2 separate regions of the Homo sapiens genome follow, and region 1 is linked to region 2. A link is a loop called in an ENCODE intact Hi-C map of the cell type or tissue named here. Cell type or tissue: PC-9. All regions are shown on one strand. Each heading gives the region's core, and the rest is flanking DNA. Links, peaks and the distances in the headings are about the cores only.

Evidence for each region. A loop is a pair of places that touch in the nucleus more often than their neighbours do. Peaks named below come from ENCODE experiments on the same cell type or tissue, not always from the same donor. Only the 100,000 strongest peaks of a DNase experiment are listed, where the experiment ranks them.
Region 1: a loop joins it to region 2, with 7 times the contacts of the local background. A loop is called at or near these places in 2 of 110 quality-filtered maps.

What each region holds. Positions count from the first base shown.
Region 1 is chr5:7,930,261-7,946,146 of GRCh38, reverse strand. No RefSeq gene overlaps it. Among named protein-coding and RNA genes, the nearest start is that of MTRR, 69 kb to the right of the region's middle. In PC-9, for the core only: no CTCF peak of the experiment used is centred there; no DNase peak of the experiment used is centred there; H3K27me3 peaks cover 6,007 bases.
Region 2 is chr5:9,030,001-9,045,886 of GRCh38, reverse strand. SEMA5A (semaphorin 5A) reads left to right here. Exons shown (of 23, transcript NM_003966.3): 22 at 1,303-1,514; 23 at 2,871-10,854. The coding sequence ends at 2,990. Among named protein-coding and RNA genes, the nearest start is that of MIR4636, 16 kb to the left of the region's middle. In PC-9, for the core only: no CTCF peak of the experiment used is centred there; no DNase peak of the experiment used is centred there.

The DNA of each region.
Region 1 (15,886 bases), core at 4,582-12,581, 1.1 Mb after region 2:
CTGATGTCTCCACAGAGGTGTTCCACTCTCATGTTCAACATGCTCAATACCCACTCAAGCTTTGGATGGAAATCCCCACTCATTTTAGGTACCTGTGGTTTTATTTTTCTTTATTGCAATCTCAGCTATGCACTTTTATTTTACATTTACTATAACTTATTCAGCATTTTTCTGTAGTTGGCATGTGTACATTGCTGAGAGGTTGAGGAGGAAGGCATTCCATGTTAGTGCCATCTTCCACAGACTGGAATTCTCATGGCAGCATCTAAGGGAAATGATCCCAGAGACTCGTGGCTGCCATGGTTACTGGAAGGTCCATTGAACAAGGAGCTTGTTTCTATACATGAGTTGCCATGTGCATTTACTGAAGAATGTCATTTTTCTCAGTATTCAAAATAAATGTAGTATCTCTTTATAGCAAAGGTTGAGACCTTGTGTGTCTGAAAAACAGAATATACAGGAAACTCCAAAGTTTCTTATGCCTAGGTGTTGAGTACTCGAAGATCACCCTCCTGAGACTTTCCTTACTCTTCTTAACTGTGTAATTAAATACAACTGTAGTAAATTAAACACAGACAAAAATGCTTTCCTTGACATAATCTCAGTACAGTCTGCCTTAATTCTAATTAGCAAAATCTTCTGTTTTAAGAAACAATTTAGTTTAAAAGGTTTTAGGCATTTTTTATGTTAAAGTGTTGGCTATCACGACTTTTTCTGTAGTTTTTATTTCCTTAGAGCTATTCTTTGAGTGTTACTAGAGTGGGCTGCAGGGAATTGGAAAGCTTGGATGTGGGGCATGCTGACGGCAGTACTTTGGAGATGATATTATAAAAGCAATGTAGGCTGGGTGTGGTGGCTCACACCTGTAATCCCAGCACTTTGGGAGGCTGAGGCAGGTGGATTGCCTGAGGTCAGGAGTTCAAGAACAGCCTGGCCAACATGATGAAACCCTGTCTCTACTAAAAACACAAAAAATTAGCCAGGCATGGTGGCGGGTGCCTGTAATCCCAGCTACTCTGGAGCCTGAGGCAGGAGAATCTCTTGAACCCGGGAGGCGGAGGCTGCAGTGAATCTAGGTCATGCCATTGTACTCCAGCCTGGGCAACAAGAGGGAAACTCTATCCAAAAAAAAAAAAAAAAGCAATATAGACCAGCTTTCTTATGGGAAAGTGTTTCAAAACCCATCTTATCATAAAAAGGTAAACCCAAAGGTAAACCAAAAAGGTAAACCAAAGGTGATTTAGTGGATACAATAATCTTCTCCCAAAGAGACAAAAGTTGGCAACCTTCTTTCTAATGCATCCATTTGAAAGTTAGACATATTCACTTGGTTTTCCACTTTAGGCTGTCAAATTTTTGTAGACATTGGTGTCCAGGTCTGACAAGGTGAACGCAGGATTCAGACGATTCAGACATGCCCTGGATTTTTCCCTCAACCCCTTCCTCTCCGTTGTTTCCAAGCATCTAATCTTTTATTTCTGTTGGCAGAATTATCCTTGCCAAAGTGAGCAAAATTCTATCTCCACCTGAGTTGGGTAATATCTCATTGTTGTTTCCAAATGACTTTGATAGTTTGTCACAAAGGATGACCTTCAAAAGCTCCCCAAATTCTTACACAGCCCAACAGTAGGATTTGTTGTTACCTGGGTCCCAATTTAATTTTACTACACTGGCAAACTGTAGTTCCTGAAATGAAATAACCTGACTAAACTGTAAAGTTAATAGTGATGAGTTTTAAGATAAACAGGACAGTTGGTTATTTTCTAAGCACTGAGCACTGGCCCCAGTATCCTGATCTGCAGGCTTTGCAATTTGACATTTGCTGACGCAGACAACAGAGGGTCCATTTATAACAAAAAAGCACAGTCTCCCACCCGAGGGAGTTTTCATTCTCTCAATGCACCTGTCATCTTTCTCTCACTCTGCAATTACAAAACCTTTTCCACCTGGTTGTGCTGTAGTCATTGCCTCTGGCTCTACGAATGGATTATCACTTCCCAGGGAGGGCTTCCAGGGTGCAGATTCTTTCAGAAATAGCAATTTGATTGGAGGTTTCTATTGGTGCTGGCAGCCCCTGGCCCATGGGTAATGGGGCAGGAAAAGCACATCCTTCCCACCCCATGGCCACACTGGCTCGGCCTTTAACTGTCCTACATATTTGTGTTCCACATAAACGTTTCTATTTCAGAAAGAAGGAAGCTCTACAACATAAAACAAAAGTTAAGTGAAAGCCACTTGTCTGCAGAAGTGAGAGTTGTTTTTGTTTCTTTCTTTTTGTTTTGCGACAAAGGTAGACAAAATCCTCATTGTGAGGTTCTTCCAGGTCTAACTCCTCTCTTTCCTTCATGCTTCTCTCCACAGAAATGCTCTGTCCCTGTCAAACTCATCTCTTTACCACCAACCACTGCAACATGACACATGCAATCTCACTGCCTTTCATCCACTAATACTCTTTCCTTTGCATAAAAAGCACAACTATTGATTGTCAACATCTGCCCTTCAGGATTTGCTCAACTCCTACCTTTTCAGGAAAGTAGCCAATTATTTCTATCTCATGGGGCTCCCTCGTGATCCCCACGGCAACTTCACAACAAGGCCTTGAGGACGCTCCTCGATTGTTACTTCAGAGCTGTACACAGTAGACTTAGATCTTCTGCACGACATCACTCCTCATCTAGTGCTTCACAAATGAGAATACTCAGCCAAGAGTAGGACAGTTAGTCCTTAGAAAATTCGTTTAAGCCTACTGAGTGAAGAGTAGGGTAGCTAACAATTAACAAATTTGTTTAAGCTTTGCAAAGTCTTACTTTTCATATGCATATGACGAATGACTGAATTTTCAGAAAAGTAATATCTTTCTATGAGATTGCCGTTACCAAGAATAGATCCATACTGAGATTCAGCTGATGTGAAAGATTTGACTTTTGAGAAATTATGTTTATCCAGGTAGGTGCCAGTCCCTCCCCAGCAGTGAGATGTTTGGATGCAGTCAGTTGACCTGATTTGATAAATGCCTTCCATTTTGTGAAGACAGGAAGAAACGGACGATGAGAAGAAAAAAGAAAAGGACTAAACTTGGGCATTCCTTAATGAATGCCAGTCACATCTCAGCGTAGGCATTTCTTAGCCTTACTAAAATCCTTTAAAAAGTCCATCACGCTGGTCCTCATTAATCCAGTCATTTCCCATGTGATCTCCGCTTTTATGAAAAGGTTTTCAGAACCACTCTCTACACATGCAGTGATTCTATTATTGTGTTCAAGGACACATCATCCCACATTTGTCTGCAAACTGCACATGGTTATGTGATGCTGTTCTCCCACGAATCCAGAATTCACTCATGCACATCCACACTTCATATCCAGTGTACACGCCAATGTTCTCTCACCCGGCTCCCTCTGGGAGAGTGGCAGGAAGTGGGTGGGTTGGAGCAGAAGTGCTCATGCAGCTGAGGGCACCAGCAGGCTCACTAGGCTGCACCCCAGTAAATGTAACAGTAAATTTTACATTGTAAAATTTTAAATTTTAAAATGTAAACGATCTCAAAGACCTGAGTTCCCCTCAAAGATCAAATCGCTTAAGAAATTACACTGCTCCTAGTTACCCATTCACTCCCCTTCCAGGCTTCCCAGGGCACAGGAGGTCCACACTGGTGGTGTAATTCTGGCCATGGTGTAACAGTAAATGTAGGGTCTCTGTTTTTCTAACTGTATTGTGAACTTCTTGAAGGCAGATCATTGGAATCTTTTACTTCCTTGTATCAACACTGCATCTCCTGAATTACTAAAAGTTTGTGGGTTTAAATGGACTCTGCCATTTCTTGGCATACTCCAAGCTAGAAGCAGTGAGTGTTTCAGCATCTCTCAGCATGGTTAAGGTGGCAGAACCAGATGTAAGATCATATTTTCAGTTCACGTTGAGACTTGCATATGTGACTCCATTTGCACTGCTCCAGGCATTTGGCTGGCACGAGTTCGTTTTCAAATTTCCCCAAATTTATTCAGGTCAAAAAACCACTCAAATGCAGAGCCAGGCAAGGACCTTATAATTGATGAGGGCTGGTCTTGCTCCAAGCATTTGGCCTTTTTGTTCTATATTATTCTTTCCTTAAAACAACTTCAATTTCTCTGCCTGTCTCTAACCACAGATGTACATTTCCCAGGTGCTGCCCTGTGCTGTCCCCAGTGAGGTCCAGAGCTTCTCCTGGGAGGCTGAATGGATGGATAATGCCCGGCCTGGCCCCAGCTTAGAGGATGCCTCTCAAGTGCACTGATGCGTGCATGATTATTTTGCAATGTAATCCTGTTCCCTGGATTACAGCTGGGTTTCAGGGAGCTTTCTATTCTTTCCCTTGGTTCCCTCTGGCATAAACAGCACTGTGCTCTCACATTTGGCTACCCTGAAACCTGTTCCTTCTCCCAGCCATTAGAAAGGAATTGATATACTCAGTCGCTCCAACTGCTAACCTTTATACTCTAGGAGCTGGTTGTAGAATTAGAGACCGCTTTCCTCTCACAGACCTTTGTAAATGCTCTTGCCTATCACCTTATGTATGGATCACATATTTTGTCTCTTGTGAGGGAGTTAACAAAAGCCTTTCAAATCTAGAAAATATTGCATGCCTATATAAATCATGTCTCCTGAGCTTCCTTTAGCCACTTTTATATCAACTTCAAAAGTTTAGGAATATATTAGTTTTATAAAAATCAGCATTCTCAATTTTTTATTTTTATTGAATCTCTGTTGGCTAAGGATTTACTTGGGGTTTCTTTGTTCCTTTCCTTTGTCCCCACTATATTAGAGGCCAAAATTAATCAGGTCCACTGGAATCATACTCATCCTAGACTCTCCTTTCTTTTTCAGCATTCCATTCCTCACTGGATTTACAATTCTCATACAAAACCTGAGTGACATCTTTGGACGCCTTTCATCAGGATCTATAGTGCAATTACCAGGAAGTCTATATGTTGGTCCCTGGAGTTTATTCAAAAAGTAATACCTGTATTTTAGATGGACATCTGGTCACCCCAGGACATAGCTCCAATGTTTCACAGACCAGCTCTCATGCCTGATCATATCTACAATAGTGAGGACCCATCTTGGGGTAAAAGTTTAAGAGTTCTACTCAATTTTTTATCTAAGGTCATGGAGTTCAAATTTCACTAAGGAAGATTAGGCACTAGGAGCTACTTAATTAGGAAATATCCATCACAGCTCAGATTACCCTCCCTGCAGCCTATGTGTCAGGCAGACTTGTCCAGCAGGCAGTAACTTTTGCACTGGAGCTGCCCTTAGCACAGATGTGGGAGGAGGTCTGTAGCCTTCCTCACTACAGTCTCTGTCTCTGGCAGAGTCAGCATGCATGGTTGATTCCACATTGTGCTATCGCAGCTGGAGAAGATGTAGGAAAAGACACATGCATGCTGGACCGCTCTAGAAGGAGCTGCTGTCCATGATTGAAGCCTCCAGAGGAGGAGGCTCAGGTTCAAGTTTGTGGGCTAATCAAAGTGGACCATGATGGCCCCACGGCTGTCCACATGTCCTGACTTGATGGTGCTTGGGCACAGGTATCACAAGTCCTGAATGGCTTAGGTGAATCTCCTCTGCTCCTCCCATCCTCCCAAATCAGATTCCTCGTTCCAGCCTTGCCAAGAAATGCATCAGCATCCACAGGGCCATTACTGCTACTCTTCTGCTCTTCTGGGAGTTGAGTAAAAGAGCAAATCATGAAAAAAACAGAAGGAAAATGTTTTGCCTGGAATGTTTCTGGGAGGAGGCACCCCTGAGAGTACAAGGTTTAATTTAGACTGTATCTTTTGACCCCAATAGGTCAGGAGAGCCTTATGAAAAAGGTGATGCATTCTCAGTTTTCATTCCCAATCCGATGACCATAGACAGCTTAGACTGCAGTGACCTACTACAAAGCCATTCATTCACTTCAATACTGGCAATACAAAGGTGAGAGGGCCAGGCAAGAGAGGAGGGGGACAGCAAGGATTGTAGGGCAAGAGTGAGGGCTTTGAAGGACTGCGGGGGTTAGGGAGGTGATAACCTCTGAACAGCCATGTGGATGGTGAGCAGTAGAATGAGCTACATGACATCTGGGAGCCCTGAGCTCTGGGAACTCACTGGATGTGTATTTTGTCCCCATCAGTGGCCACCACCCAGCTCAGAACCCCTGCCCATTTCCTTCACCACCTTCCAGATGCAGCTTCCTCCACCTTATCACCCTCCCCTCCCACTGGCCAAAACCCTGAAGGGGCTATATCAACATATATATATATATAAAACACTCCTATATTCTATCAACAATAAACTGCAAATGAAAGAAAGGGAAAAAGGAAGGAAGGAAGGAAGGAAGGATGGATAAAGTCTACAAACTCTTTAAAATTACTGCTTATATCATGGGAAAATGCCAATGTCTGTTTTGACATATTTTTAGAACTGGCAGACTAATTTGCTTAGCAGTTTTCTACTAGGAATTGATGATATTTGAAATGTTGGATAAGAACAATAAAGCTGTGTTTTCTGTAGCTTGACTCAACACACAAAAATGGAAAATGTTAAGATATTTAAATTCTGATGGATGGGCTTGGGTTTTCTGACTTAATGGTGTGAAGTACAAAATGTCATATAATTAATGCATTGAGATTTTTAAATTATAGAAATTTTCAGGATTTATAGCATCTCTTATAATTTAAAACATTTATGATCAAGTCAAACACAACCACTTCATCTAAAAGCAAAAGTTATGAGACCTATAGAAATATCACATAATGTTAACCTATAAGAGCTAAATATAAAAGTGTTCCCAACTCTCCTTGTTTTCTTGTGTAAAACAGGCCTAAAATCTCTCAATCTATTTTTTTATCATTTTAGTAGATAAATTTACTATTTTAAACTTTTTAGGAGAAAACTTGTACAGAAAACCCAAATCTTTCTTTGGGAACTCAGATACGGGCTCCAGAGCTCCAGAGGACATGCCCATGTTTCTATCTGGAAAGCCTTTGAGCCATCACCAAAATTGAGAAAGACAAAACTACTGGTTTGTTGAAAAAAGTCCAGGAGTAGGTGCTGCATATTTGAGAAAGAAAAACAGAATAACTGAAATCTTGCATGCATTGAACAAGCTAAAAAAAGTTACTCTTGAGCTTATTTGAATCCTTTCTGTTTATTACCCATCTCTCTCCCCTGGGCTAGAAACAAGAAGAACCTCTTCCTTCAGCATTCTGACAACCTTTCCAACTCTCTCCCCTGTCCAGTTCTCCCCCTTCTCAGAGACATGCTGTCCCGTGAGTCCACAGCTCTCCTTTACAGAAACCTTAAGAGCTCTGCAATGCCCGGAATTATGTTATCATTTCCTGGTTCTAACTATGATTTCCGGGGTACAGTGAGAGCTTCATGTTTCCACGAGGAAGTTTATGCAAAACCAATTAATCAGAGAAAAGTAATTTCAGATTCTATTTGTATGTGTCCTATAGAAAATAATAAATCAACTATATTCCAGAAAAATAAAACTGGTCCAGATATTACCTTAAGAATGATTTCCTCTTATATTTGACTTTTTACAGTGATGCAGTGAGTGCATGCAACCATTTTTGCTATCCTGAATAAGCTGGGCTACAGGTGAAAATTTAAATGGAAACTTACATTACGTATTTCAAGTAGGTACAGACAGACATTTTAGATTATATTTCAAATTTTATTTAGGAAAAAATGAAGCAGATTCTATAAAAATTTACCTATAAAAGCATCATATGAAACCATCATTTCAGAATATAGATCACTAGAGTTGCAAAGGAAGTTTCAAAAAAAAAAAAGTTGCCCAAAAGCAAATTGTGTCAGGACACACTTCTTCATCCCAATTCACCTCTAAACTCACAGAAAAAAAGTGTAAGCTGTTATTCAAATTCTTCAAAATGTCAATATTTTATTATTTAGAGTTTAAGATACAGTTTAATCACTGTAATATGCTTGCTTCATTAGCTCATATAGCTGTGCGTTTGGGCATTTTCTTTTCTTTTTGCCTTCATTTCAAGAGGGCCTTAGTAAACACACATGGATGTATGAGTGTACATATATTTTTTAAGGGATTATGAATATTGAAATAAGGCTCTCACTCAATGGAGTGATTTTCCTTAGTCAGACATGTTTGTGTTGTGTGTGCTGATTGATAGCAGGAATTCATTCAAAACAAAACAAGTTTATGCGAAAAAGAAGAATTCAGTGTGCTGGAGAGAGGGTGACTATAACCCAACTCAATACATCATTCCTCAAGAGGATCTGTGTATTTGTCCATTCTTGCATTGCTATAAGGAAATACCTGAGGCTGTGTAATTTATAAAGAAAAGAGGTTTAATTGGCTCACATCTCTGCAGGCTGTACAGGAAACATAGCGGCCTCTGCTTCCAGGGAGGCCTCAGGAAACTTATAATCATGGTGGAAGGAGAAGGGGAAATAGGCATATCTTTTTTTTTTTTTTTTTTTTTTTTGAGACGGAGTCTCGCTCTGTCTCCCAGGCTAGAGTGCAGTGGCACGATCTCGGCTCACTGCAAGCTCCATCTCCCGGGTTCACGGCATTCTCCCGCCTCAGCCTCCCGAGTAGCTGGGACTACAGGCGCCCACCACCACGCCCGGAAAATGTTTTTGTATTTTTAGTAGAGACAGGGTTTCACCATGTTAGCCAGGATGGTCTCGATCTCCTGACCTTGTGGTCTGCCCACCTTGGCTTCCCAAAGTGATGGGATGGAAGTAGGCATACCTTACATGGTCAGAGCAGGAGTAAGAGAGAGAGCAGGGAGCCACACACTTTTAAATAACCAGAGCTCCTGAGAGCCCCATCATGAGAACAGCACCAAGGGATTCATGAAGGACCCTCCCCCGCAACAATGATCCAGTCATCTCCCACCAGGCCCCAGGTCCAACCTTGGGGATTACAATTTGACACGAGATTTGGTGGGGACACAGAGCCAAACCATATCAATTTGACACCAACTCCTTATAAATAGAAAACCTGGCCAGCTTACCCTGTCACGCATTTCCTATTGCCATGGACATCACACATTTATCAAGGGTTGAATTTGGCTTTAGAGAACATCCGATGACAAAATGAAACAATTGTAAAGAGTTACATCACAAAATAGGGAACAGAGATTTAACACAGGAAGAGGCATTTAGAATGTCATGATATCTTCAGAAGTCACACGAAGTGGTATAACACAAGGGTGTTGTCACACATCTCAAAGAATTCTACATTAGACTGAATATACACATATTTTTGCAGGTGATATAGAGTTTCAGTGTTGAATCTAGATGCTCAGATTGAAGCTTAGTGTACTACCTTTAACAGTGCCTAAGTTCAAGTTTTATGTCGGTCAACAGTCACCGTACTGGGAGAAAGCAAAACTAAGGGTGAGCTCTTCTGTAAACTTGTGAAGCAGTTTGAAATTGACTTTAAAAAGTAAAAATCAGGCAATGTTCTAGGTGACTCTCATTTAGCCCTGCACCATATCTGTGCCAGCTGTCACCACCTGTGCCTGCTTTCTTCTGTACCTATGGACTTGTCTGAAGAGAAACAGTAACACATTCCAATTTCCATAGGCGTCATGCTGACATTCCTAGTGTAAAACACTGCAGTGGTTTTGGAAGTTGTTTGTTTATTCATTTGTTTGTTTTGGGAAGGTGTAAAATTAGAGTGACATCATATTCTGGGATGCTGAATACTGGATTAACCTGCTGTAACTAAATTCTAAGTACCCCCTGCAGCTCTTCTGGCACTACGGTGGAGAGTGCTGATGCGTTCATTGTTCATTTTCTATTCTGAATTCAAAGAGAATTATAAAATCAATTTTCTTTAAAGTACATCCAGTCAATCCTCTGCTTCTAATTGAAACCAGTAACATCCAGGTGAAATGATAAACCATCACCTTAAACAGGCACTAGCAAATTCTTGTAGGAAGTTGAGCTGTCTACACTTACAGAGATGAAAGCCAGCAATGTGATCTTCTTAGCAACAGGTTAGAAGGAAAGTCTGGATTTTCCAGAATCCAGATCTCCCTTCTATCTTGTGACTCTTTATCTAACACTGAGACATTTTACGTGTTTCACGTTACATAGCATTAAATTGCCAAACAGTTGAGAAGGAAAGGGAGCACATTTGAACTGCTGACCTCTGATTACTAATTAAATAAGAGGTGGAATACAATTTCTTGTCTGACCTACATTTTAGTTTAATAAATATCATAGAGTGGTTTTTTGCCACTAGCATTGCGAAAAGAATTTGTACTACTTTTCTCTTTTTTCGTGAAAGTGTTCTTGACTAGCTAGCTTTATCTTGTCAACATAGTACAATAAGTTTATCTGAGCTAGATCTGATATCAACTCTTATCATGAGTAATAAGCTTGATTTTTTAGTGGATGAGCTAATATGATCTTTAGAACAGACTATATGAAATGACATTTACTAGTAACTGTGCAGTTGATATCAGTCTCTAAATTAAGTTTCTATTAATCTCTAAGCCACTTTTCTACATGAACCATATTTTCAGGAGAGAGCAGGTTTTTATTCCTGATGTTTTTATATCAAATTTCTGAAAATAAACTATAGTAAAATTGAATAAAACATTGTTCCATCTGCTCAGAGAAATGTATAATTCATTTTAATATTAAGCTCATTTTAAAAAGTGTATAAAATATTGCTATTTTAGAAATCACTGCCAATACTTCGACATTGCAGAGAGGCAATCAGGCTGGGAGAATGCATCACCTTCATTGTTTTTCAGTATCCAAAAAGAAGAGAGTTAGGATTAGAACAAAAATTTACAGTTTCAAAGCAGATAATTTGAATGCTTTAGTTCAGTATTTATTGAGTTACAAAAATTTCTTAAATCAACTATAAATCTATTACTATTCATGGCCTGGATGGAGAAGCACAGCAGAAATAAATTCTAAAATAGTGCCCTGTCTGCAAATATTGTATCCAACATGACAATGCATTGTCCAATATTTAACATTACGGTCTGTGCATTTCTCAGGTCAAAGTGAATATTACCCTATTTCTCCCATTTCACACCCACTGATCAGAGAAGCAGGGGACTCAGAATGTTTTTCTGGTGTCTGACATAGATAATCTGCTGATTGGTAATCAAATATTGACTATGTTGTGTCCAGAGAAATCACCAAGTACACCATCAACAAATAGATGTACTGGACAGAACCAATGCAATCATTTTAAAAAGAATGACAAAGTTTTTGCACATGAGTTGATTTAAGGTTGCCATTGGAATACTCTACTTATGCAGAAATGTACTACTAGAGCTATGGGATTAAAGTATGAGCCCCCCCAAATGGAGAACAACTGCTTTGAGTCAGACGCAGTTCATTGTATCTGCTAGTGGTACCTGTTACCTGCTGTTTTGCACCCCATAACCATCTTTTGAGGCAGAAATGCTGAACTCAGGTAAAAGCAATAAAGATACTCTAAAAATTCGTGCACACACACACAAAAAAACATGGAACTGTAAAAGACACCCTGGGGCTAAAGAAAGTTGATGGCCACGGAGCAAAATTGGTGCAGGAAGTGGTGTGACAGTGTTAATGTTCCTGATTTATTCTGAAAGTTAGAAAAACATTTTCAAGTATCCTAACGATATTTGCAAATCCAAACATTATCAAGCTTGCACCTTCAGTGTTCATTAAGAAAGTATTCACACAAAATGATTAGCCGAGTATAGACGATATATTTTGAGGTAAAATTTCCTTTGATATTCAATTGCATGCCAATGTATCCCCTTAGATGGCCAGTTGGGGACATGGAGACCCCTGTTGAGGCTTTGTTCATGACTTTGATGGCATGACCCACTAATTCCACCAGACACTCCAGTGGGAACACTCAGAAAAATAAGCTTTGACTCCCATGATTTTCATTCTTTTGCTGATAAATAAGGAATTAAGGACACCCTTGGCGAAAACTCTGGCACTCTGGGCAGCTGATCCTGGCAGAGTCCAAGAGTCAGACTCATGGACCTGTGCAGTGGGTCACGGGACCCGGGAACTGGCCATAGTGCTCGCTGGGGTGACCAGGTCCTGCCTTTCACATCACCTACTTATCTGACCATTTCCTCCATTTGCTTCTTTTCTCTTGGTGTCACTTGTGAGCCGATGAGGCCAGACCCCTGGCTCATCCCCGACCACATGAACATGAAAGGACCCTCTCTAGGGACAGAGGTTTCTCCCCAGCAGGGATGCCCTCACACTCATTCACTGTTTATAATCTCCTTTCAATTCCTTTAGAGCCTCGGCCCCACAGAAACACACATATTTATTAAATGTTCTTTTTTACTCCAATATGCATGCTAATTCTAGTGAGAATCTACTTGAACAGGCTTAGGGAAACATCCCTACAAACAGGAAGAAGCTGAGATGCCTCATGTAAGTCACAAGAAGAAGCAGCATAGAAATATGCTCAGAGTGGAATGGGGAGTTCTGGAGGGAACGCCATGAGCCTGGAGACTGTGGCTCTTCTGTGTGGCAGAGCCTGAACCAGTGTCCCTGAGTTCCTTAGAATTCACTGAGTCCACATCATTCAGAGGTGACAAAGCCCCAAGTTTCACCAAAGCCACATGCCACTGGAGCTATGGGGAAGGCCACGTGCTGTCCAGTGTGCAGGAATTCCATCCTTCTCCTTCCTGTAAACTGTCAGTGCACTGTAAAATCAATATTAGATTGGTGATGAGTCTAGCCTCAAGAAAGGACCCTGAATAGCACTGGAAGTCACTTTCAAAGAATTTAAATGTAAGACTAAAGCCAGCTTCCTCATGAAAACCAGCCAATCTTCAACTGTATTCAGAAACAACCATAGAAATTAAACTGTGATTTGTGATTAATGTCATTTGACATCAGGTTCCTCTTAGAGGGATTAAATTACTTGGTGAAGTTTAAAAGTATTGGTCTTTAATTGCATTTCTTACAGTAAAAAGAAAGATAAAAAGAAAATTAAAAAGTTATACAGAAGGGAAGAAGGGGGAGGGATAGCATTAGGAGAAATACCTAATGTAAATGACAAGTTAATGGGTGCAGCACACCAACATGGCACATGTATACATATGTAACAAACCTGCACATTGTGCACATGTACCCTAGAACTTAAAGTATAATAATAATAAAAAATAAATTAAAAAAAGAAAAAGTAAAAAAAAAAAGTTATACAGAAATTAGAACTGTGACAAGTGTCCCCAGAAAGTTTTGGCAGGAACCCCAAACTTTCCAGCCTAAAGAAGAAATGCATTATGAAAGAGGTTCCAGTAGAGGTGGCAGATAGCACTGCATATACCCACCACATGACGGTTCATGTAACAGCAAGAGGAGGAGTGAGAGGCATGAAAACACGAGCAAAAGCTATAGAGTCACAGGAAAACAAAAGTTCTTCCACGGCTGGCGAGAATATAGCTTAGAATATAGCTAAAATTGTTCTAAACCAATCGCTCTTCTGCTAAATGATAATTTTAAAAGGTAACAACAATGACACACCACTGTACACCCACTAGGATGACTAAGTTCCAAAACATCGACAATATCAATTGCTGGTGAGGATGTGGAGCAACAGGAACTCTCATTCATTGTTGGTGGGAATGCAAAGTCATACAGCCTCTTTAGAAGACAATTTTGTACTTTCCTGCAAAGCTAAACATAACCTTATCATATGATCCAGCAATAGTGCTCCTGTTGGTTTTCCCCAACAGAATTAAAAATGTATGACCACACAAAAACTGGCATGCAAATGTTTATAGCAGCTTTTTTTCATAATCATCAAAAACTAGAAGAAATCAAAATGTCCTGGTTATGGATCCGTTTGTGAGAAATGTATCTCTTTTTTTTTCTTTTTGGGAACCTCTATGAATGATGTTATCCCACTCTGAAATGCTTATCAATGATCAGTGATAACAAGACAGGAGAGTTCCCTGGTTCCCCTCACAGGGCATGCAATCCCCTCACAGGGGTGCTGCCCTCTGTTCCACCGCCGTGAGCTCAAACCCCCCTTACGGGAGGGGGACCACACAGACGGGAAGGTGCAGGAGCTGGGGTGAGAGCTTTGGGCTCTGGCCCCACAGTAGCATCTGGGGTGGGTGCCTGCAACCCCAGTGTTACAATGCTCTTTTAGCTCTGCCTTGCAGACGGCTTAAGTGTTAACCAGCTCTGTGCCCCCTCTGCCTTTCTGCAAGGGCAGAGGGACAGTGTGACAACTTTCTGTATCCTGAGCTCTTGTCCAGCATCCTGGAAGAATTGGGTCACACAGGGACTTGAAGAGTGGAGAATGCGGGCGCTTTATTGAGTGGTGGAGGTGGCTCTCAGTAGGATGGATGGGGAGCTGGAAGGGGGATAGAGTGGGATCTTCTCCTAGAGTTTGGCCACCCAGCAGCTAAACTCCTCTCTGACCATCCACAGCCAAGCTCCTCTTGGCATTCAGAGACTCCTCCTCTTCTCTCTTTCTCTGTTGCATCATTTTGCTGTTTATCGGCTTGTCTCCTCATCTTCTCACCTGCTTCTGGAGCCTGGGGTTTGGCGTTTATAAGGGTATAGGATAGAAGGCATGGTGGGCCAAAAGGCAGCTTTTTGGGCACAAAAACAGGAATGCCTGTTCTCACTTAGGGCCACAGGTATTCAGGCTTGAGGGTGGAGCCTTTGCCAGCAACCCACCCTCTTCTATCCAGTATTTCCCTGTCTCCTGTCTGTATCAATGAGACCATGAGGATCATAAAAACCCTTACTTGCAGCTACCCTGACACCCCAAGGTACATCCTGAAATGCTGTTGCCTCCATACGGAGGGAAACGGGGGTGGGTGAACTGAGCAGGCAGGAAGGCAGCACTGACATAAAATCAAAGGCACCAGAGCTGAGCATCTCCTGCTCCCCTGGCTTGGATGCAGCAAGTAACAGAGGAAACCAGGGATCACACTTCGTATGGATCCAGCGGACTCCAGAAAGCCAGCTTTACACAGCATTACTGCTCTTGGTAGGGGGTGATTGCCACAAATTAGTTACACTGGGGAGATGGAAAATAAAATATTAATTTTCATTAATATCAGTTCTTTCAATATTTTTCATAACATGAAAAATACATGTTGTTTTTAATTATATTTCACTATTTTCAATACTTTCCCTAATTGTCATCCATAAATATTCAAGATTTTTCTTTGCAGAGAAAGAGGAGGTGTGGAGTCTATCCAAAAGCTAAACAAGTTGTTGGTTATTTTACAGACTGGCTCTTCAGGACGTCACTATGGACCAGTCAGGTGGGCTTCCAGGCCAACAGCATGGCAGGTAGCTCCCTGGAATGTCATGAAATCCAAAAGTCAGAATAAGGCGAGTTTAGCAGCAATCTGCAGAACACGTCCCCGCTTCATTGTGCCTGCGCCTCTGCTCCGCTGCCTCCACCAGCAATGGCACAGAAACTGCATCAGCAGCAAGGTGGGGTGCCTACTGTAGCTTCTGCAGGTGCAGACCAGGTGGAATTCCTGAGCTTCCAAGATTAAAACACACAAGCTGCTTCCAAGAATTCCATAGTGTTATTCAGACAGAGGAACATGGGAGATCCATGGTGAATATCTGTGTGGTCACATTTATTTTCTTCATTTTATCAAATGCCACGAACCCAGGCACTCCTGGGGCGGGGATGAGGGGAATGGATTCTCAGACTAAATGCCTGTTACCTCGAATTAAACATCTTGAATATTCTCAATCAAAAGTGAGAAGATGTCTTGTTCCTAAAGACTTTTTCAAATAAAAATAAGACTATTCCAAAAGTATAAGACTATTACTTAAGAAAAAAAAAAAAGCTCAAGAAAACAATCCACTTCTTAGAGGAAACTGGCGAAACACAATCATCAAC
Region 2 (15,886 bases), core at 4,012-12,011:
TGCCTTGAAATCACTTGAGCCAATCCTATTTTAGAGATATAAGTCCATGCTGGCAAATTTTCTGAATGCTTTGTATTCATAACTGCAGGAAAATAATGAGACAGAAGAGATGCCATTAAATAGGAAAACATTAGGGGAAAAGAAGGTCATTTCATGACCATTTAAAATATCATATTTTGTTCATTTAACACAAATCCCTTATTTCTTTTTAGTAAACCATTTTCTTGACAAGACCTTCAAAATACAACATAAGTGAGAAAAGTGGTACGCAGGATAGTATTTACACCACACCAGCACACATGTGTGCTGAGTATCTCCGGAAGGGCACGGGAGAAAGTGCTTATAATAGTTACCTCTAGGTATAATAGTTACCTCTAGGAAAGGATTTATTTTTCCTGTAGACCCTTTTGTACTTTCTAATGTGTGCATATTCATACTCAAAAAATATAATGAAAAGTGTATGTGTTTATGTGAATAGAAAACATTTTAAATAGGATGAAATGGAGAGAGAGCTAAAAGCAGTCTGGCTTGCAGGCGAGCAGTAGATTAGAAAAGTAGCTGCTTCTCCCTTGTTTTCAGGACACAGCCCTGCTGCACAGGGAGGCTCAACCCATTGAGGTGCATGAATAAACTTTTCTGCAGAAACCCTGTACACCATGGATTAGGCTGCACTTGAAGCAGAACACTGTTGTGCAAACCTTTAAATAATAATAAAAACATGCTTCTGGTAGAGTATTAAAGTTTAAGGTCACTCCAAAAGACTATCATTCATAAGAGAATGAACTTAAAATATCCTGTGCTCTGCCAGGCACAGTGGCTCACACCTGTAATCCCAGCACTTTGAGAGGCTGAGGCTGGCAGATCATCTGAGGTTGGGAGTTTGAGACTAGCCTGACCAACATGGAGAAACCCCATCTCTACTAAAAAATACAAAATTAGCCAGGCATGGTGGCACATGTCTGTAATCCAAGCTACTCGGGAGGCTGAGGCAGGAGAATCGCTTGAACCCAGGAGGTAGAGGTTGTGTTGAGCTGAGATCATGCCATTGCACTCCAGCCTGGGCAACAAGAGTAAAACTCCATTTCAAATAATAATAATAATAATAATCCTGTGCTCCCTGTGTAGAAGTTTCTTGATGGCCATGACATTTCCAATGAAAGACTCTTAAGAATGATAATTTCCTTAATTTTGGAATGGGGATGAAGCTTTTCATTTTGACTTTCTCTTTTCATCCTAGTGCTTTGAGTAGCTAGGCAGGATGTTCTTTTCAAGTGTGGCATCACTTTGCTCATGTCTCCCTAGAGTTCAACATGTTCCACATGATCGCCGTGGGGCTGAGCAGCTCCATCCTCGGCTGCCTCCTCACCCTGCTCGTCTATACTTACTGCCAGCGGTACCAGCAGCAATCCCACGATGCGACTGTCATCCACCCCGTCTCACCTGCCCCCCTTAATACCAGCATAACCAACCACATCAACAAACTGGACAAGTACGACTCGGTGGAGGCCATCAAGGTAAGTGAATTTTAATATTTCTGCTAAGTGCCTGGTTTTCCTTAACACTTGTAGGGAGTATTTTGATGCCCTTTCTCTGCTGTGGTGGTTTCCTTTGAAACTGAATTTTCTCCCTATGTGAGAATAAGAAACATCTTTAGTCCTTACGACTTCAGGTGGCTGGGAGAACTTATGTCCCAGGAGCCACAATGTCCATACTTGTCTCTTAGCCATGTGGCCTCTATTCTCCACCACCTGTATGGAGACACACCAATTGACTTTTCCCCTTGGACCCTGCTTAAACCAAGATCCACAAGCCATGAGCATCTCCCCTCACTCAGATGGTAGATCTGGGGAATGAAGCACCAGGAATTAATAACACGCCCCTCCTGGCCTCTCAGAAACTAGCTCCTAGAGTAGGGAGGAAGCCCAAAGAGGAACACGAGCTCCTTCCATGAACAACAGCTTTCAAAACAAACATTTGGATCTCAAGAAAGGGGCTCCTCTGAGCATGATTCCAACACATCAGCTTGTCTCTGATCACTGTTACTATGGGCATCAGAAGGTAATTTACCCAGTCCTGTGTTCCCACTGAAGATTCAGCAGCCACTTTTAAGATAATCAGAAATGTTTCTCTCATGAAGATAAAGGACGTTGAAGGTACGGACAGCTGTCCAGTCTTTAACGAATCCTTCTAGAACATTTGTCTGATACTTTGCCCAGACTAACCCTGGACAGATGGCCATTGGGCACCCTCCTTCATCTTCATTTTAATCCTCTCAATATATATGTTCTACCTGGCTCAGTTGAAGCTCTTTGAAACTGCAGGTGACTTTAATGACTATTAATAGAAAATGGCTACAGTGATCACCTTCTAATAAGTTCAGGATGAAAAGCAATTAAGGCATTTGAAACCTGAGGCCCTTACTTAAATAAGTTCCATCAAGGTCTCCGATAAATGTCCTCACCCATGGTCATCTGAAAGCTGCTTATATATCTATTCAGTTATATGAATACGAATTTAGTTATATATATTCAGTTACAGTCAAAGTGTCTGTTAATTTGAAATCATTATAGTTTTAGGTTTTCTAGAGATTTAGATTTAGATTTTCTTACCTCCTGCTTCTCGTGGTAACTTCATAACTAAAGTTGAAAACTTAACCAGAAGATATCACAAACTGCCAACCTTATTCTGGTAATTAGGCAAGTCCTCCATGGGGCAAATAATCTGGGGAAGCAAATAAATAAGAAAACATATTTTAAAATATGGAGTCTTAGCAGAGAGCTCAAATTCAACATAATAGTCATCCTTGTTATATTATTTCTGAAATGCTACTCAGCATTCTTAAACCTGTTTTTTTTTAATATATTTTCCAGGCATTTAACAAAAACAACTTGATCCTAGAGGAAAGAAACAAATACTTCAACCCACATCTCACTGGGAAGACCTATTCTAATGCCTACTTTACAGATCTCAATAATTATGATGAGTACTAACAGCTTTCATGTTTTTGGCTTCTTGTAAATCCCCAGTTCCTCAAGGCCTGTGCCCCATGACTGCCCATGTTTCTGAGGCTTCAGAGTCGAAGTTTGGATACATTTCAAGTGCATTTCAAGCCACCAGAGTGTCCCATTGCTGCCAAAAATACACGTCTTTAAAAGCAACAAAAATTGAAATAAGACATCGTGAAAATCTTGACCATTGTTGAATGAGCCAGGGTGTGAAGTTTTTAATTGTGTTCATCCTATTTTTCTGACAAGTCCATTGGTTTGTTTTTTGAGCATTATTTTATAAATGTGCCACCCACATTGGAAGGAGTCTTTCTTTAGAACTTTGGAGTGTAAATCTTCATGATGTTGTAATTCAAGAAAATAGGCACTTTCTCTGAAAGACCTGCTCCTTCCACAAGAAGTGCATAGGTCCATAATATTTCATAAAATGAAGAAAAAGAATGTGGCCAAACAATTATTCACCATGGATTGCCCAACTTTCCAAATCTGGATAAAGCTGTGGGATTCTTGGAAGCAGCTTGAGTGTTTTCATCTTGCCTGGGAAGCCCAGGAATTCCACCTGGTCCACACCGGCAGAAGTTACAGTAGACTGTGAGGCACCCCACCTTGCTCCTGATGCAGTTTCTGTGCCATTGCTGGTGCTGGTGGAGGCAGCGGAGCAGAGGCTCAGGCACAATGAAGCGTGGATGTGTTCTGCAGGTTGCTGCAAAACTCACCTTATTCTGACTTTTGGATTTCATGGCATTCCAGGAAGCTCCTTGCCATGCTGTTGGCCTGGAAGTCCACCTGTCTGGTCCATAGTGACGTCCTGAAGAGCCAGTCTGTAAAATAACCAACCACTTACTTAGCGTTTGGATAGACTCCATGCCTTCTCTCTCCCTGCAAAGAAAAATCTTGAACATTTATGATGTCAATTAGTGAAAGTATTGAAAATACTAAATTATAACTAAAAGCAACTTTTTATGTTATTGAAAATATTGAAAGAACTGATATTAATGATAATCATTTTATTTTTCATCTCTCTGATATACCCAATGTGTGGCAATCAGCCCCTACCACGAGCATTAATACCATGTAAAGCTGGCTTTCTGGAGTCTGCCAGGTCCACACGAAGTGCTACCCCCAGTTTCTGCTGTTACTTGCTGCCTCCAGGCCAGGGGAGCAGGAGATGCTCAGCTCTGGTGCCTTTTCTTTTATTTCAGTGCTGCCTTCCCACCCACCCAGTCCATTCACCCTCACCTCTCCCTGCATGGAGGCAACAGCATTTCAAGATGTACCTTGGGAAGTCAGGATAGCTGGAAGTAAGGGTTTTTGGGATCCCTGTGGTCTCTTCACTGATCATCGATAAGCATTTAAGAGTGTGCTAACACCATTCACAGAGGTCCCTGGAAAAAAATATATAATTTTCTCACAAACAACCAATACATAACCTATGGCAGTTGGTTGAATAATTATTGAAAAAAAGAACACGACTGAAAAAGTTCATCTGATGCCTCTGAGCATGTGATAAAGTCCTGGGTAGACACGGAAACGTGTTCTTACAAATGAACCTTCGGATCTATGAAAGAAAATATAGTAGGGGGACTAAGGAACATAGAATTTTATTAGCATATGTGATTTTACCCTTATCTTTGTTTCTAATTTAAAGAAACAATTTCAGAAAGTGTTAGAAGAATTCTATGTTTAATAATGAATATTGTTGAGTTCAAAATATTCTCATATACCCAGATTTACAGAGATGACACAGTATTGAAATGGCAGGTGGGCTCTGTAAGTTATTTTGGATTAATGACATTCAGGGTCTTTGCAGTGGGGACTTCATGTTGCCTCTCACTCATTCCTCATATGTCAGAGTCTTCTGTCTATATGCACATGCTCAAAGTCCATACTCAGTAGGGGAAATCTAGCCGGATGGTTCTCCAATTGTTCCTCGGCTGGATTTTCATCATCAGATATTTCAACTCATCTCATCAGTTTCTTGTAAGAAAAAAACATTTTCACTTTGTAGCACATTTTAGTTATTTTTGAGTCTTCTTCCCTAATAGTTTGTAAGCTTAAAGGGACATTTTATTTTCCCTGGTAAAGAGGATTCTAATATTTCAAGAATGTTTCACTGGAATTGATGGGAAATGGTTTCTAAATGGCATCGAAGCTGGTCTTTAATGAGTCTTTTGCAATGACTTGGGAAAAACACCCTCCCTCACTACAGGATCTTCATGTTGTTAATAATATAAACAAACCTTTGAAATTAGCATTGCAAAAGAATCCCATTTTTGTTTCGTACCACACTGTTCAAAGGAAAATTGTTTATCTCTCTTCCTTTCTCTCTCTCTCTTATTTGACAGAATAGCAAGTGTTTAGATAATTTCAGATATATTCTAAGTATTTTACCAGCTGTGGAATAAGTTGTGTTTGTCCATCACTGTGTAGCTACCGTTCACATGTTCTGGCTCTGTACTCCACGCTTATCGCGTGAACCCTCACATGTTGGACTTTCACAGTGTGATCTCTCACCTGTCTTGGAAACTCCTTCATAAAGCCGCTCTTCCTTAGGCCTGGGCTGTTTGGAAGTCCTGGTGAAACTTTGCGGTTCACATTTTAAATTCCTGAATGACCTTTTCATTCTCTCTTTCTTTATCTTTGTTTTTGTCCTTCATTCCCTCCTTTTGTTCTTCCTTCCTGCCTTCTTTTCTTCTTTCCTTTCTTCTTTCTTTAATTCTTCCTTTCTTCCTATTTTCTTGGTACAAGTGGAACAAAAACCAACACATAGTTTTAAGCTACACCTTTCTGCACCTGATGTAAAATGACATTAATCACTATTTAACTTCTAAAATTATTTCTGAATACAGTTGGAGATAGGCTGGTTTTCATGAGGAAGCTGGCTTGGCTTTAGTCTTACATTTAAATTCTTTGAAAGTGGCTCCCAGTGCTATTCAGGGTCCTTTCTTGAGGCCAGACTCATCACCATCTACTATTGATTTTACAGTGCACTGACAGTTTACAGGAAGGAGAAGAACAGAATTTCTGCACACTACACAACATGTGGGCTTCCTGTAGCTCCAGGGACATGTAGCTTTGGTGAAACTGGGGTTTTGTAACCTCTGAATGATATGGACTTAGTGAATTCTAAGGAACTCAGGGGGCACGTGGTCAGGCTCCACCGCACAGAAGAGCCACAGTCTCCAGACTCATGGCGTTCCCTCCAGAACTCCCCATTCCCCTCTGAGCATATTTCTATGCTGCTGCTTCTTGTGACTTACATGAGGCATCTCAGCTTCTTCATGTTTGTAGGGATGGTTCCCTAAGCCTGTTCAAGTAGGCTCTCACTAGAGTTACCATTCATATTTGAGAAGAAAAGAACATTTAATAAATGTATGTGTGGGGCTGAGGTTCTAAAGGAATTGAAAAGAGACGATAAACATTGAATGAGGGTGAGGGCATCCCTGCTGGGGAGAAACCTCTGTCCCTAGGAAGAGTCCGTTCATGTCATGTGGTTTGGGATGAACCAGGGGTCTGGCCCCATCGGGTCACAGGTGATGGCAAATAGAAAAGAAGCAAATGGAGGAAATAGTCGGATAAGTAGGTGACGTGAAAGGCAGGACCTGGTCACCCCAGCAAGTGCTATGGACAGTTCCCGGAAACGGTTGCCCACTTCACAGGTCCATGGGTCTGACCCTTGGACTCTGCCAGGATCAACTGCCCAGAGTGCCAGAGTTTTAGCCAAAGGTGTACTTACTTCCTTATTTATCTGCAAAAGGATGGAAACTGTGGGAGTCAAAGCCTATTTTGCTGAGTGTTCCCACTGGAGTCTCTGGTAGAATTAGCAGGTCATGCTGTCAAAATCATGGACAAAGGCTGGGTGCAGTGGCTCATGCCTATAATCCCAGCACTTTGGGAGGCCAAGGTGGGCGGATCACCTGAGCTCAGGAGTTTGAGACCAGCCTGGGCAACATGGGGAAACTCCATCTCTACAAAATATACAAAATATTAGCCAGCCATCGTGGTGCGTGCCTGTGGTCCCAGTTTCTTGGGAGGCTGAGGCGGGAGTATCATTTGAGCCAGGAGGTTGAGGTTGCAGTGAGCTGAGATCACATCACTGCACTCCATCCTGGGTGACAGAGAGAGACCCTGTCTCAAAAAAAAAAAAAAAGAACAAAGTCTTAGCGGGGGGTCTCTATGTCCCCAAGTGGCTCTCTAAGGGGATCCATTAGCGTATAATTGAATATCAAAGGGAATTTTACCTTAAACATATATCAAGTCTATACTCAGCTAATCGTTTTGTCTAAACACAGCCTTGTTAGCATTTGAATTTACAAATATTCATTTGCTTATTTGCAGTGTTCCTTTTGCTTTTAGAATAAATCATAAATATTTCCCCAATACTGTCAAGATACTTCTTCAACTTTGTCCCTGAACCATCAGCTTTCTTTAGGGTCCGGGTATCCTTTACACTTCAATGGGGTTTTCTTGTGTGTGTCATTGGGGGTAACTCCATTGACCTCAGCATTTCTATCTCAAGAGATGGCTCTGGAACACAGAACCAGAGGCAACAGGTACTAATGGTTGATAAAATTAACAGCGACTGCATAACCATTTTCCACATGGCAGGGCTGTGCTTAAGCCCCACACCTCCAATAATCAATTTCTATGACGGTACTAATAACCTTAACTATATGCAAATTCTTCACCACTTATGATATGGTACAAACTGGAGTTTACAGATGGCCTTGGCCTTGCCTAGCCCATTTGTTCATCCTAACTTCTTCATCACTTCCTGATGCACTTGGGGAAGCATGTTGACACAACGTTACCAATATTTGATTACCTATGGTTATCTGCAATTACCTACGCTTATCTTATCAGACCCTAGATGCCATTTGAGCCCCTTACTTCTTTGGGCAGTGGGTGAAATGGGAGAACATAGAGAAATGTTCACTTTGACCTAAGAAACGCATAAAAGGGAATGCCATGCACAATGTAAGATAAAATGTTTGGGGACAGGGGATCATCGTGAAATTTATTTCTGCTATTCTGCCCTATTGAGGTCATTAATTATAATGGATTTAAAGATTTTTTTTTAAACTCTACAAACACTAAGCCAAGGAATTCAGGTTATCTGCTATGTTAACCTAATAAAGCAAAGGAAAATAAGTTGCTTTAATCCTTGCTTGTTAACCTAATAAAGCAAAGGAAAATATGTTGCTTTAATCCTTGCTTCTTTTCTCTTTTGGTAATAGAAAAGGTAAATAAGATGTAATGTTGAACTGCTGGTGATGATTTCTAAAACGACTCTTTAAATACTCCTTTCCTATGGACTTATATTAAAGATGCATTGTACACATTGTTTTAGCAGATAGATCAAAGATATACTCAGTGGTCATCTGTTGCATTATCAGAAATTTGATACATGTTACAGAAGCATGAGGAAGGGAATCCTATCCACTTTTGAAAATAGAGTTCACATTGCAAGCGACATAGGGCATTATCAAAACCAATTCAGAGCCTGGCACAAAATGTATACTTCCTAGTGAAAGCTGTCTCAAAACACAGCCTTTTTGATGGATCATATTAGCTCATATCTGCCATAGAAAGGCAATCAAGCTTACTCCCTGCAATCGGAGTCAATATCAATTCTTGCTCAAGCAAACATGTTTTACAGTGTTGGCGCAATGGCAGGAACTAGTCAAGGGCACTTTCAGATCTGGAAAGAGGAAAGAGGAGGTAGAAAATCACTCTTTTGTGTTTCTTAAACTGTCAATCAAGCAAGAAAATTTATTCCACCCCTTCATATTTGCTCTAAAATCTGGGGCCAGTAGTTGAAATGTGATCTTGTTCTTTCTCAGCCTTTTGGCAATTTAATGCCAAATATTCCAAATGTTAGATGAATGGCAGTAATAAAATGATTCAAATGTTTGATAAATACAAGCTGAGAGCAAAATCTGGACTCTGAAAAATCGGAACTATTTTATCATGTTGCTAAAATGAGAGCATCATTTTCTTCCCTCTCTGTAAGTGCGGTAGTTTAATTTCCTAGAAAAAGTTGCTAGTGCCTTGTTTAAGATGATCATTTATCATTTCATGTGGATATTATTGGTCTAATTAGAAGGAGAAGATTGATTGGATTTACTTTAAAGAAAATTATTCTCCTATGTCTCTTTGAACTCAGGAATAGAAAATGACCAAGAAGCACATCATCTTCAGATGTGATTTTTGCCCTCACTGGGGATGTAGAACCAGAATAGGTACAACATATGCTCAGAAGAGAGGTGACTTCAGTATTAGCCTTCTAGAAACTAACATCACTTTAATTTTTACATGTTCCAAAAAAAATCATAGTGATTGTTCTGTAATAAGAATGTTAACGTGATGCCTATAGAAGTTAGAGGTTTTTGTTTCTGTTTCTCTTCAGGCAAGTCCATAGATAGAGGAAAATCAGACACAGGCTGGTGACAACTGGTATAGATACAGTGAGCATGGAATGAGAACCACCTACAACATTGCCTGATTATTTTTAAGTTTATATCAAAACTGCTTCACAAGTTCACAAAAGTTGTCACTCTTAATTTGGGTTAAGAAAAGTAATAGTATTATCTCTGCTGAAGTTGATTGTTTTTCTCTTTTACCATGACTGTTGGCCAAAAGCAAGCTGAACCTCTGCACTTTGAAACAAAGCACAGTATGAATCTTTAACCCAAGCACTTAGTTTCACCACTGAGATTCTACATCATCTGCAAGAAAATGCACAAACTTTTGGTCCAATGTTGGATTCTTCAAAAGTGCATAGCAAAACTTTTGTGCTATGCCGCTTGATGTAACTTTTAAAGATGTTATCAAATGTTAAATGCCTCATTCTGCGTTAATTTGCTGTTGGCTGTTTTGTGAACACAAAATAAACTTGAGATTTTTTTTTTTTTTTTTTTTTGTGAAACTCCTCCAAAGCCAATTTCAGCCCTTGGTAAGCTTGCAGACAGTTACTGATCTTAAATTTAATTTTAAAAGACAATGTATCTTAATTATAATTTAGCTTTTTAAAACAATGAGATAGCTTTACATTTCCCCTTTGTTTGAATGAGAAAATGGATCTTGGGTTGCTATGCTAGAACACTTGTAGATTGCTGGGTCCTTTGTAAGGGGGCCATGGACACACCACACTTTCTTTCAATCCTTACATTTGAAGCATTGATATTCTTCAAAACCTTCTTGTTACATGTGCGCAATAGAAATTTCTAATGTTCATGACTTTTATCTTTCCTGTCCATCAATTCACTGGTTGTAAATGCTTCCTGAGAGCTGTCTAGGTCTGTATCCCAGATTGTTGCTTAATGACATCTGACAGATGCATTGTTTTCTGAAATCAGCTTAAGACACCAATTGTGGCAACTGGAAACTCATTACCTGCTGCATTGGATCAACTATGGAAGTTGGAGCAGGGGTGGGCGGAGGTCACCTAACCAATCAATGGAAGGCAACTCACACCTGCTCCAAGCCTCAGCTTTGAGAAACAAACACGTTTATAAGAAAAAATATATAGCTATTATTACAGAAGTGAATATGTTGTGCTCTCTTACTGCTCTTGGTGCATTGACAGTTTCTGTATCTCAACCCTATTCATCTTTATGAAAAAGCATTCTGAAGATCTATCCTCAGCACTGCTGAGTGTGCAGTCACACTTTCCTACCAACCCCCTTCTTACCATCTCTAGCTGCCATTTGTGGGGGGAACAAAACAAGGGAATCCTGATTGTGTACAGTATAAATTGTATTATATTTTTTGTACTTATGTTTTATGTAAATAGTTTGTCTCATTCAATTGTATGTGAGCATTGAAATAAATCCTACCATTTAGGGGACAATTTAGTGGCATTTTTCTTTGTATTGCCTCTGAGTGTGCGGTCTCCCCAGAGGTGCTAAGCAATGGCCACTGCTCAAAGGAATGAATTTCATCAGAGTGAAGTGCAGACCACTTCCTGCTGAGGAAAACTCATAACACTCCTGTTTATCTTCAGGCCTTTTGAATGGTGGCCAGGACATGACATAAGGATGTATTAAAGCACTTTTAGAAATATTTCCATGGGCAACAGGAAATATGTGATAAGGAAGGCCAATTAGGCTTTCTGTTTACAAAGAGTTGGTATCAGGTTGAGCTGATGAATGATGCATTGAGTTGTATTATACTTACCCTCTCTCCAACACACCCTATTCCATTCTTCTTTGCATAAAACAAGGTTTTTCTTGAATGAACTGCTGTCAGTCAGCATGAACACAAAGATAAGAAGCTTGACCCAGGAAGACCACCCTATTTAGTGAAAGCCATATTTCAATGTTCATGATCCCATTAAAGGAAAAAATATACATGCATATGTATGTATTTATATATGTCATATATACACATATATGTATACATAAAAGTATATGTGTATAATTATTTTATATATATTTTTCAGTTGACCAAAAAGCTGAAAAAGCCCACTTAATATGGGGCCAAAAATTAACATAATACAACTATATAAATATATGAACTAGTGAAGCATGTTATAAAGATTAAACTGTTTTAACCCCCAAATTACTTATTTTTTCATTAAGCAATGAAAAATTAAAATTTTAAAGCATTACATGAATAACCTATATTTGGCTATTAGTTTAGAAAGTGAATGGAATTTACAGTGTCATACCATAATTTTGTTTCTTGCCTTTTTGTTCCTGAACACTTGTAATCTTGGTAATATATATTCTGATATTTAGATGGTCTCACAAAATGCTTGTGTATCCAGGTCCTCCACATTTCATTCACTTGCTTTAAGAAACAGGTTGAAATATGATTTCAAATATCTTTCTGGACCTACTTGAAATATATGATGTAATTTTTCATTTAAAATATCTCCTCAAGCCCCATTTGGGAAAAACAGCATAAAGGATTGAATGTACTGACTGCACAATTATGGATATTTAGTCTAAAAGGAAATTTCCCTTAAAGTAATATGAAACTATTACTTTTCTGAAATTATTCTTGGTTTATTCTTTATAAAGTAGATATGATTTTCTTTATAAAGTCAAAGTGGTGTCAGAGATTGCTTTTGTCACATTATTCTGCTTGCTGTACATTTTTCTTGGAAGCATTTGCAGCTCTTACCCTGCAGTCAGACTGAGACCCAGGACTGAAACCACAAGTTCACGTTTGGTTAACATAGATCTGGGTGTTGCAGAGATCTTAAGACTAGAGCTACTAAAAGCATGATGGAGGAAATGAAGCTCAAATATAATTATGTTTAATAAAATGTAATATTTTGAAAATGAGCCTTATCATAGGAAACAGAAAACTGCTGAAATATGATTTTTAATTCTTAATCTAAGTGGCCTTGCCTAAATGCCAGAGGGTTGGCTGTTCCTCACAAGGATGGATTCACGGGCCATGTTTCCTTTGAAAGTAATGCATAGGTAGTGAAGACATCTACATTCTATCTCCTGTCCACTCACTTTGCTTCCTCTCTCCCGCCTAGGAATTGCTCTAAGTCGTCTCCTGTTTCCTATAGTAGTTGCAAGTTACCTGGTTTCATGGTGCTTCTCTTGAGGTTCTGTGCCTCCTGGTGACAAGAACCTACCCTTCCCTGAGAGAAGGATGCTGGTGGCAGCAACATGTCTGGAAATCCCCATCAGGAACATACATGGGAGATGACAGTGGAGCAGCCATTTAGAGAGTGAATTCCAGGCAACAGCACAGCTCACAGGGCCTCTTCCACCCAGTGCCACAAAACACATCACCCTCCCTTTGGACTAATATATTTGCCCTCCTTTCTCTACTTCCTTTCTAGCTGGAAGTTCCAAGAAAATGTGTTTTGTGAAACAATGGAATTTTCTTGGTCCCTGAATTTATCTTGAGGTGAAATGATAGTAGTTAAATTCCCAGATTTTACAGAGAGGAGAAAGATGCCTTGAGGACCCAAACAAGTACAGCCAGGTTCAAACCCAGTGTGGCAAATCCCCACCAAGACTCTTTTCCCTCCAGCCCTGTTCTCAGAAATAATTAAGTAAATTTCAAACTCCTGTCCAAAATCTTGGTGACCTGTTTAATCTCTGTGAGCTCTTTAGAAAGTGTTTCACTAAAATACACTTTCCAACTCTCTGTGCTCAAAGACGTGTCCTGACTCTGCATTTAGAGTTCTTTCCACCCCTATTCTAAAATCTGGAGACAATCTAAGAGTAAATAACACAGAACAAGACATTCACATCTTCACAGATAGTTGGAAAAGCTCCAGCATCCATTGTGCTAACAGGCGGGGATAAAATGAGGGGTGGCATGGTCCATGCCCTTTAAATAGCTATTCTCTACGCTGCATTGAGTCCTTTACAGAGACAGAAGTTTAAGGAAGTAAATGCATGAGATTGGGAGGACACAGCAAATGCACAGTTCCCAAGAGATTATAAATGAAGTTGGGTCAAAGGTCATTTGTTGGCCCCATATTTGATATCAACTTAGAAAATTGAGCAGGAGAAATGCCATGTGTGGCTTCCTACCTTGGAGTTTCTCCCCACCCACCTTCTTACATCTCATCTTAACCCTCCCCCAAAAGGAAAAAAAAATACAATCTATTTCATACTATTCTCTTTCCTGAGACCAGAATACTTTATGGAATCCAGGCTTGGTGGGCCTTTCTCAAAAGAAAAGAGGGTGTCTGCATGGGATGTTGTTCTTTCACAAATATTGGCTGTTATAATTCAACAGCATAATTCATTGACACAGGTTCCGTCTAGTCTAAATTTGAATAATTGAAATTAGTACATGATGTTTTCAGTAAGTGTATCCCATAAACAGGGAAAATGTTCATCTTCCTTAAAGAAAAGTCAAACAGACCATTTTCAGCAACAGTTAGTATGCACACATGGGATAAGCTCATTACAAATGAACACTGTCAGTTACTAATGAGATTTTTATAATAGGGCATACAATTTGGGCTTGTCATTCTCTTCCTTATGTAAGCAGTATTATTGCTTGTACTTGAAACCATAATTCTTTGGAAAAGTTCTTTAAATCAGGCATTTCACAAAAATTTGGATAAGTTACAAAGACTTTGCTATGTTTTGTTTGAGCATTAGATATATTCAGGAAGGTCACGTGAAATAAAGATTCTGCCTTATGAAGAGAAATTTCCCTTGCTCTACTCCACATCTTCGAATGGACATGGGAGGATGGAGAAGGAAGTTGGGGCAGGGGCTTGACTTCAAACTCCGAAAGACAGGCTTAAGCAAGCCTGAAGATCCAGAAATGATAAATGGCTCAACCACCTGACTTCCTTATCCCCCCTCCCTGAAGCTCAAACTCCTCATCATTACATCAAGCAGTAACATATAGAAAGAACATGAATGATAATAAAATTGAAAGATACACCATCAATGCTTCATATACAGTAAGTTCCCAATAAACGATGGTGTAGTTGTCATTATTATGACTCAGGGACTCACTTTACTTGTATTCATCTTCTCTCTCTGGGAGCAGTGCAAGCCATTTTCCCTCTTTAGACTCAAAGTTGTAGGTGAACCAGTTTTATAAATTAATAAGAGTGACTGCAGAAGCCTTTGAGCCTGAATGGAATATATGCCCCATACAAATGAGGAGAAGGTTCACGGGAGGCCCAGGAGTAAATTCATGACTACAGTTAACAATCAGGGAGGCAAGCAATATTCTCTGGAAGTAGCTACCACTAACCAAGATTGGAACCTTCTACTTGTATAATTTAATATTTTATCTATCTATAACTTGAGAAATTAACCAATAATAATGCATAAATGTGTAAAACATGCCTCATTTCTGAAGACAGAAGAGGATGTTCCTTTATAAGAAAGTGGATTACACTCCTGCTTACTTCTTGCCTGCAGAGCTCTGGTTTTGCTTTCTTTCTGAAGCAACTTGCTCAGGTGAGGGAAATAGTTTTGTGTTGTTTTGGGAAACACAAGTCTGAGAAGGGGAATCCAGTAACCTGTCAAAAACCTAGGGCTTCAATATTGTATATGAAAAGCTAATTTGTTTCTTCATGAGGAATCTTTCTGAATGTTTAATTTTTCCTCTGTCACATACTATTGAGATAAGAATTTGGGTATCAATTCCTAATATTGAAACAATGATCATTGATAAGATGGAAACAATGCAACAAAAGGTCAAAAATGCAGTTGACTAACAACAGCAAATATCACACATTTAAGCACAACCTTTTAAACATTCAAAAGGTTTGAAATGTGAGGCTTGATGATCAAGAGGACTGTTATTGGCTTTGCACAACATGTTGAAGATCATCTGGGAAGGGACAAAAGATGCAGAAGCTGATTTTCTGTTTCTGAATATGATGGCAGTCTCTATATGGGACAGGATGGCCAAGGCCTAAAGAATACACACACTGGAAAGACAAGCATTAGACAAAATAAGTTCTATTATTTTAATGAGTTCTCTGTGGGCAGACATGAGCTCTTTCTCTCTGATTATTATAACATAAGCACCAAACCCATGCAAGTGAAAAGGAAACAGCCCTGGTGAGGCGACTCCTGGATTGAGACTTAACACAGAGATGGATTGGGAGTAAACACAGCAAGAGGGCAGCAGGGAGGGAAAGGCAAAGTTTTCAAAGGATGCATCAGGGAAAGAGGAGACATGAAGAGACAGGTAGAACACAAGTTATTAAATAGAATTTGATTTAAATTGAATTGATTGACAACCAGTTGATTGAACTGGAAATTTAGTTGAATAAATAACAGAGGCAAGAATGAATTCTCCTGATCAAAAGATTTTGTTTTTGTTTTTGTTTTCCATAGTACTAATAGCTATAATTGCAAAAGAAGATCTTTGTTTTTACAAACTTTTTATGTATCTTTTATAATAATCTAAGGAAGCAACTT